Regions from separate parts of the Homo sapiens genome. Here region 2 is linked to region 1. A link is an interaction called in ENCODE POLR2A ChIA-PET data of the cell type or tissue named here. Cell type or tissue: HepG2. All regions are shown on one strand. Each heading gives the region's core, and the rest is flanking DNA. Links, peaks and the distances in the headings are about the cores only.

Region 1 (4,388 bases), core at 249-4,248:
TCTGCTCCCTCTGTTATCTCAAATAATGTCACTGCCTCTTTAGAATCTAGTCATCAGAGCAGAAAGAAGTCCGTGCTGACACTGATAAAAAAAAATACCATCTGTGCCTCCCGGGGATGAGCTCACAACCCAGCCGCCGGTGCCCCTGCCGCCCCGCCACCCGCAGGCCTGCTGCTTCGTGGGGCACTGAGGGGTAATCAGATTCCAGGGGGGGCCCCACCCCTGGGGGTGACCCCCATGCCCCAGCTCACTCCCCAGAGCCAGAGGGGCCCGGCTTCTGAAGGTCTCAACCCTGGGGTGGTTTCCATTTTGCACCCGGGCTTGACATAATCATTTGTTATTGTTTAAAATTTGGTTTTATTACTGAACGGTATTTAAAAATCAAATTTTATCCACAACTCCAGATTTCTGAATTCTTTTTAAAAATTAAATAGAAAGGTTTGGATGGTGGGTTCACCACCCTGCAGGGCAACAGCTGGCTGGAGCTGGGGCCAGGGGCCTGCCGCGTCCTCCCCAAGCCTGGCTTGTGGCTGCCTGCCTGGTCCCTGGAGGCTTGTGAGTTTGAGACCCCTGAGCAGGGAGAGGTTATCAGAGTGATGCTGAGATGCAGGCGGGGAACAAGACCAGGCCACGGCCCCCGGGGGCTTCTCATGGGTCTGGGAATAACATCTCAGATATGAAAAGGAGACCGAGATCCAGAAAGGGGAAGCCACTCACCTAAGTCACACAGCATTTAGAAATGCTGGCTCCCTGCACAGTGCTCTCCTCAACCACACAAGGCAGGTGGGGAGGTGGGGAGTCCCGATCCTGGCCTCGCCACACACCTTCACCCTACTCCTCATCAAAGCCGTGACTCTTGCATCCACGTGCCCTCAGCCCTCCGTGGAGCCAACTCTGGTCAAAACTGACTACTGGCATCAGCAGAGGTACTAGCATCTCCCAGGGCCAGTGAGGACACGTTAGCAGCTCTCTTGCTCTTTTTCCTGACCTTGGGATGCCCCATCTTGACCCAGCACCCTCAGCCATTCAGAGCCTGGGTTTGAGTCCCAGCTCTGCCACAACCATACTGCGTGACCCATCTCTGTGCCTCAGTTTCCTCATCTGCAGAGTGTAGGTCCTTGTAGCTCTATCGGGGAATGATCTTGATGGACCAACGTCCATCAAGTGGTGGATGTGTCTCTTTGAGGCAGATGGTAGGAGATGGTAACGTGGGGCGAGTGAGAGCCGCTCTGATGCCTGCCAAGGACAAGGCCAGCTGTGTGCACAAAACATCCCTTGCCCAGTGAAGTCAAAGGGGAAATGGAGCAGATGTGGCTGTCTTGACAACAGAAGGCAGGTGCTCGGTTCGAGGGGAGTCTCTTCCTCCAAGGTTGTGTCCTCCAACTTCCAGACCTGTGATCATCACTGGCTCACATTGTGGTCTCAGGCAGCCCAGCCAGATCCAACTAGTTGCTTAAGTCCCTCAGGGCTGAAAGGGGTGGCTCTTCCCTCTAATCTCCCTCTGGGGACAGGACATGTCAGCAAAACCTAGCCTTGCCTAGTGATGAAAGGGGAGGAGGCCCCAGGCTTTAGAGTCAGTCCTACTGGATTCAAATCCTGGCTTGGCCACTTCTGAGCTGTCGCGTCGCCTCTCTGAGCCTCAGTTTCCCCCTCTCTGATAATAACAATAGTTCCTATCCCCCGGGTGCTGAGTCTAAGTACTAGGTGCCAGGCTACGTTTTATTTATTTATTTATTTATTTATTTAAGATGAAGTCTCGCTCTTTCGCCCAGGCTGGAGTGCAATGGCGCGATCTCAGCTCACTGCAGCCTTGACCTCCGGGCTCAAGCAGTCCTCCCACTTCAGCTTTCCAGGTAGCTGGGACTACAGGCATGTGCCACCATGTCCGGCTAATTTTTTTGTATTTTTGGTAGAGACGGGGTTTTGCCATGTTGTCCAGGCTGGTCTCCAACTCCTGGGCTCAAGGGATCTGCACGCCTCGACCTCCCAAAGTGCTAGGATTACAGCATGAGCCACTGCGCCCAGCCTGAGCTATGTTTTAGATGTGCATTATTTCCTAGTATTTCTACTTTACTGATGAGGCACCTGAGGCTCAGAGAAATAATGTGACCTGCCTAAGGCCCCAGAGCTGGAAGTAGTCAGGCCACAGATCAAAGGCCAGATCTGTCTGAGCCCAGAGTCCACAAAATACTGATTGCTAGGAGGATTAAATGAGAGCATCGGAGCTTCTGGCAGAGTAAACAGACACCATTATTTCAATGGATGGGGACAATGAGGCCCAGAGAGGGCAAGAGACCTGCCGGAAGTCACCCAGCAAGCCACCTTGTCCTCTTTCATTTGGTTTTCTCCTTGCCTTCCCCTCTCCACATCCTGCTCACCTCCCTTCTCCCACAAATGCTCACCTCCACATCTGGGGCCAAGACAGCCAGGGTGACACAGGAGAGCACTGTGCTTGGAATCTAGAGACCTGTCTCAGGGCCGAGCTTCTGCACCTGATGACTGCATGACTTGGAGCAGAGACTTCCTCTCTGGGCCTCAGTTTCCTGCTATGTAAAATGGGGTTCACCACACTTTCCTCCTGGGCTCGCCATGAGTATGGGCGGAGGAAGTGACACGAAAGCCTCCGGAACCACGGCCAGCATGCCGAAGCGGGGCAGGAGCAGCTCTGGTCAGTCACCTCACTTCCCTGGGGCCTGGCCCAGTTCCTGGCATATAGAACGTGTGCATTTAACATTTGCTGAATGGATAGTGCTCATGAAGAAGGGGCTGGATCCTGCCTGCAGTGGCTGTGGAGTCTGGCAGCTTCTTTCTTTGGGCAGGGAGGATGCCCATGTGCCTAGGACAGCTTCGGTGCCCCTTCAACATCCAAGGGGGCCACCGTGGCCTCAGCCAGTGCATTACCCAAATGCCTCAAAATGGATATTTTCCTGATCAGATTTAAAATATGTATAACAGCTTGGGTGCAGTGGCTCACGCCTGTAATCCCAACACTTTGGGAGGCCGAGGTGGGAGGATCGCTTGAGCCCAGGACAACATGCCAGCCTGGGCAACATAGAGACCCTGTCTCTACAAAAAAATAAAACACATAGCCAGGCATGGTGGCATGAGCCTGTGGTTCTAGCTACTCAGGAAGCTGAGATGGGAGAATTGCTTGAGCCCAGGAGTTCAAGGCTACAATGAGCTGTGATCACGCCACTGCACTCCAGTCTGGGTGACAGAGGGAGACCCTTTCTCTAAAAAAAAAAAAAAAAAAAGAGAGAGAGATTAAAAAACAAACGAAAAACCACGTATAACAGACCCTGTTAATCTGAGTGAGGGAGCATGGAGGTTTGGGCTCAGATGCCTGTAAAAGAGGCTCAGTTGGCATTCCGTCTCTTACCCTCTCTGTGCAAGTAAGTGGCTCCCTGCTCTGTGAGCCTGAGTGTGGTGAGAATCAATGCGCTCAGGCCTCCCCCATGCCCTCCCTAGGTCTGGAGGGAGGCAGGGGCTGGTCTGGGAGGAGAAGGAGCCCCCTCCCTCTCCCTCGGGCTGTGGCCCCCTCATTGCTTCCCTGGTTTTTGGGAGGAAACAGAAACCCCAAGAGAGTCCGGCAGCTATGTCATGGACCTGTCACTTGGCCACTTTTCTGCAGCCTCGTTTGTCACATTACAAGGTTTATGGTGGAAAAAAAATAAGACAGAAGACTCTGGTTTGACTTAATAGCTTGAGCCAGTGTACCTGGGACCCGGGGCCCCTTGCCCTCACGCTGCACCAGGCAGAATGGCGTCTCACCCCCCACTGGCCAGTACAGAGCCCTTTCACCCTGAGCGACAAAGAAGGGCCCTGGTCAGACCCTGCGGTGCAGGAGGTCTCGTCCAGCTAGACTGACAGGGTTCAAACCTGAGCACACTCCCTCGGGTGAGCCACTGAGCCTGTCTGAGAGCATCTGTCTGCTTCTCTGCAAAATGGGGAAATAATTCAGGCCCACAACCCAAGACACTCTGAAACCCAGGGCCTTGGCATCAAAATTCATTTGTCAGCAAATGCAGCAGGCTGGGCATGGTGGCTCATGCCTGTAATCCCAGCACCTTGGGAGGCTGAGGTGGGAGGATTGCTTGAGCCCAGGAACTGGAAACCAGCCTGGGCAACATAGCAAAACCCCATCTCTACAAAAAGTAGAAAAAGAAGCAGGGGGTGGTGGCGCATGCCTGTAGTCTCAGCTATTCAGGAGGCTGAGGTGGGAGAATTGCTTGAGCTTGGGAGGTCGAGGCTGCAGTGAGCTGTGATCTTGCCACTGCAGTACAGCCTGGGCAACAGAGCAAGACCCTGTCTCAAAAAAAAAAAAAAAAAAAAAAGGCCAGTGCCACATAGGCTCACATATTATTTATGGCCTTCACTCGACTTAGTGG
Region 2 (4,388 bases), core at 84-4,083, 1.9 Mb after region 1:
TCTGCTCAGCAAAGCCTGAGCCTCATGCCCAGCCCTGGAGCCAGAGAGAGAATTAGCTGTACAGGGAACACAGAGTTGGCAGCAAGAATTCTCTGGAGGAAACTTGGGGTGCTGCTGTGAGGAGGCAAGAACTGTCACCCATGACATGCAACAATTGTTTTCTTTGCCATCTTTATGCAGGACAGTTTGGGAGACAGGGAGCTACAAAAATGAACATGACACAGCCCTTCCCTCTGAGGGCTCTGTATTCTAATATAGGATCAGAGGTTTATGGTCAAGGGAAAATTAAATAAGACATGCAAGCAAATGTGGTTGTGACAGCCTGATTGGTGACTGCTTCATCCTATTCACCGTCAAGTTGCTGGGTGACAGCTGAGGATTCTGACCATCTACCCTTTACCAGCAACTGCATTCCCTCAGTCCCCTCCTCCTTGATGCCACCACTATCACCACCTGTCAGAAAAACTCCTTTCCACAGACTTGGGTAGTTTTCTGCCCCCTCTAGCTTCTGTGTAACACCTCAGCGTTAAAGTGAAACTTCAACCCTATAAGCTTTCCAACTCAAGTTCTACCTTGGTTTTCTGCTCCAGTCTGTCTCCAGATGACCAGCTATGTGGTTCCAGGGTCACAATCCCAGAGGTGAGGCTATAGCAGTATGAATGAGGAGACAGGGAAGAGGGGTGACAGGGAGCCAGAAGATGCAGTCTTGCTGTGGGTGGTTGGTTAGGGAGGCACAGGGCGGTGGGTAGGGGCGTAGGATGATGAATGACATCATCTGACTTAGATTTCAGGTCATTCCAACTCCCGTGTGTGGAATGTGGGGGTGGGGATGGTGGGGTGGGCAGAGCGAATGTGGGGAGAACTATGAGGAGGTTATTGCAGTAATGAAGGGGCAGATGCCGGTGACTTGGACAAGAGTGTTGCCTGGCGGAATCAAGGGAAGTGGAGAAAGATGCCATCTCCTGATGGGAAGATCTGTCAAGAATTTGTGGCCACATTTAATCTACCACAGCTGAGGAGACTAACGAGAAGAAGGAGGTGACTGATCTAAGACCACACATCATCTAAGCGTCAAGATGGGGGACAGAGCCTGTGTTTTCCGTCTTCAGTCCTGTGTGGTTCCTTCCACACCCACGCCACCTCTTTTGGAAGGAAAGACAGAAATGCGTGCCCAGGGAAAAGTGAAAGGCTCCACCAAAGCCCTGGATATAATGAAATTAATCACATCCTTGCCATCGGAAACCCCACCTGATATGATGTGGCTGTGTCCCCACCCAAATCTCACCTTGAATTGTAGCTCCCATGATTCCCATGTGCTGTGGGAGGAACCTGGCGGGAGATAATTGAGATAATTGAATAATGGGGGTGGTTTCCCCCATACTGTTCTCATCATAGTGAATAAGTCTCATGAGATTTGATGATTTTATAAGGAGAAACCCCTTTCTCTTCATTCTCATTTTTGCTCTTGCCTGCTGCTCTGTTAGACGTGCCTTTCACCTTCCGCCGTGATTGTGAGGCCTCCCCAGCCACGTGGAACTGTGAGTCCACTAAACCTATTTTTCTTTATAAATTGCCCAGTCTCGGGTATGTCTTTATCAGCAGCATGATTCTGAGAGGACAGGGAAATGGACCAGACTGTTCATGAGAAGCAGAGGAAGGATGGGCTGGGCAAAGGTTTTGATCTCCCCATTTGTGATGCCAGAGGAGAAAGGAGGATCTGAGCATGGTTACTGCGCCCCTCGAGCCAGGCTTTGGCAGGCGTCAGTCACCATGTAGGGTCAGGCTGAGTGGACACCGGTCATATGTTTGTCTTCTCCACTAGATGGTCTTTTCCATCTTAGCATGCCCAGGGCCTGGGAGAGAGTACACGCCAAATAAATACTGGAAGAATAAATGGAAGATGACTTCTCAGACCTTGTTAAGGATGGGATGGTGTACTTGTTGCATGGCTGTGAGATTCATCACAGAAGCAAAGAATTTGTTGCCGGATGATAATTACAGCTCCTAAGTACTGCGTTTAGTGTTGAATTCCCATGCCTGGTATACAGAGTGGGTGCTGAGTAAATATTGAATGAATGAATGGTTGAGTGAAACTTCTCAATCCCTCACGTATGAGCCAGATTCATGCTCTTCAATAGAAAAAAAAATTAAATTCTTGGGAACCCAAGAATGCAGAAGTGTGGCTCCACCTAGTGGACACTCCAGGATTATGCCTGGAATTTTTTTTTTTTTTTTTTTTTTGAGAGTAGTTTAGCTCTTGTTGCCCAGGCTGGAGTGCAATGGCAGGATCTCAGCTCACTGCAACCTCTGCCTCCCGGGTTCAAGCGATTCTCCTGCCTCAGCCTCCCGAGTAGCTAGGATTACAGGCATGCGCCACCACACCCGGCTAATTTTGTATTTTTAGTAGAGACGGGGTTTCTCCATGTTGGTGAGGCTGGTCTTGAACTCCTGACTTCAGGTGATCTGCCTGCCTTGGCCTCCCAAAGTGCTGGGATGACAGGCTTGAGCCACCGCACCTGACCCTTTTTTTTTTTTTTTTTTTTTTTTTAAAACAGGGTCTGGCTCTGTCGTCCAGGCTGGAGTGCAGTCGTGTGATCCGCACTCACTGCAACCCTTTCCTCCTGGGCTCAAGAGCTCCTCCCACCTCAGCCTCCCGAGTAGCTGAGCCTACAGGTGCACACCAACATACCTGACTAATTTTTGTATATTTTGTAGAGACGGGTTTCCAACATGTTGCCCAGGCTAATCTTGAACTCCTGAGCTCAAGAATCTCCTGCCTCTGCCTTCCAAAGTGCTGGGATTACAGGCATGAGCCACCACACCTAGCCTATGCCTGGACCTTGAACATTTTTTTCCCACATGTTTTGTTCTGTGTCTTCTCCAGTTGTTCCTGCTTTACCCACTTTGCCACAGACCACCAAGTATGGCAGCGTGGCCCTGCAGGTGGGCAGAAGCCTATCTGGAGCCCTGAAATGGGCAAGAAGCTGTAGGGGGCAGAGTCGACTAGATGAGTTGGCTTAGAGCTGCCAATGCTATGCACAGGACATTGGACCAGGTGTGCTGAGGACTGTCAATAGTTTGCTGTGTGGCCCTGGGCAGCCCACTTTCTGTCTCTGAGCCTCACTTTTATTATCTAAGAAGGCGGAGGCTGAGATCAGACACAGCTGTGATGACTGAGCCCTTTCCTTGTGTCCTCAGGGCTAGTTCTCAGATTCCAACATAGCCTCGCTTGACTGGTGGGGACCATTAGGCTTTAGGTTAAAGTAGGGAGCCCAAGGCTTCACAGCTAATAAGGGTCAAAGCCTGGAATTGAACTTGGATCTGCTTGACTCCAATGCCTGAACCACTCTTTATAGACTTTCTGAAGCCTTTCTATGATTCTGCACATCTACTTGAGTCTGCCCCTCTCCTTATGAGAGGCTACATATGAAAATGGTAAGGGTGGTGGCCTCTGGAGCAGAACTTTCTCAGTTTGAATCCTTATTCTACTTACATACCTACTCCTGAGGTGTGTGACCTTGCGCAAGTCACTCAATCACTCTCCGTTTTGGTTTCCCCATCTGTAAAATAGGAAGATGACAACAAAATGTTGCTATAAAAGTTTACACATGGCACACACCTGTAATCCCAGCACTCTGGGAGGCCGAGGCAGGTGGATCGCCTGAGGTTGGGAGTATGAGACCAGCCTGGCCAACATGGTGAAACCCCGTCTCTACTAAAAATATAAAAATTAGCCGGGCGGGATGGCAGGCATCTGTAATTCCAGCTACTCAGGAGGCTGAAGCAGGAGAATCGCTTGAACCCAGGAGGCTGAGGTTGCAGTGAGCTGAGATTGCACCACTGCACTCCAGACTGGGTGACAGAGCGAGACTCCATCTCAAAATAATAATAATAATAATAATAAAAGTTTGAACACACGCACACATCACTTAGAATGCTACCCAACATATCCAGTTTTTATGTTTTAACTATACATAGTTATACGTATATGTATATAAACATGTAAGTACTTGTATGCTTTAACTATTATTTCCTGCCTCTGAACTTTTGTTGCTCCTTATGATATAGCCTCAAAAAGCTGTAAATTTTGATCTTTAATATTATTTCTAAGTAAGTATATTTATAGTTACAGAGACACACTGACAGGACCAAGGAAAAGAAAGCTTCCTTCAGGTTGTACCCTACTGTAAGGCAATCCTGTCTCTAGGGCACTGTGAATTAATACATAAATTGTATAAATATTGCAATTATATTGTGAATGGTACAAGTACATTGCATTCCATTGCTGGGGGGGGGGGTAAAAGGGATAATTTCTTATATGCAAATATTTATATATCTTATGTGCAAATATTTAAAATAAATAGAAATTTTTATAATCTTATTTTGGC

Evidence for each region. Peaks named below come from ENCODE experiments on the same cell type or tissue, not always from the same donor. Only the 100,000 strongest peaks of a DNase experiment are listed, where the experiment ranks them.
Region 2: POLR2A ChIA-PET joins it to region 1 with 8 read pairs; 1 of 35 experiments calls an interaction of 5 or more read pairs at or near these places.

Annotation. Positions count from the first base shown.
Region 1 is chr12:109,602,190-109,606,577 of GRCh38, reverse strand. No RefSeq gene overlaps it. Among named protein-coding and RNA genes, the nearest start is that of MVK, 31 kb to the right of the region's middle. In HepG2, for the core only: no CTCF peak of the experiment used is centred there; a DNase peak (open chromatin) is centred at 2,177; H3K4me3 peaks cover 289 bases.
Region 2 is chr12:107,674,234-107,678,621 of GRCh38, reverse strand. No RefSeq gene overlaps it. Among named protein-coding and RNA genes, the nearest start is that of PWP1, 9.4 kb to the left of the region's middle. In HepG2, for the core only: a CTCF peak has its summit at 2,186 (motif pointing left); a DNase peak (open chromatin) is centred at 2,161; H3K27me3 peaks cover 1,426 bases.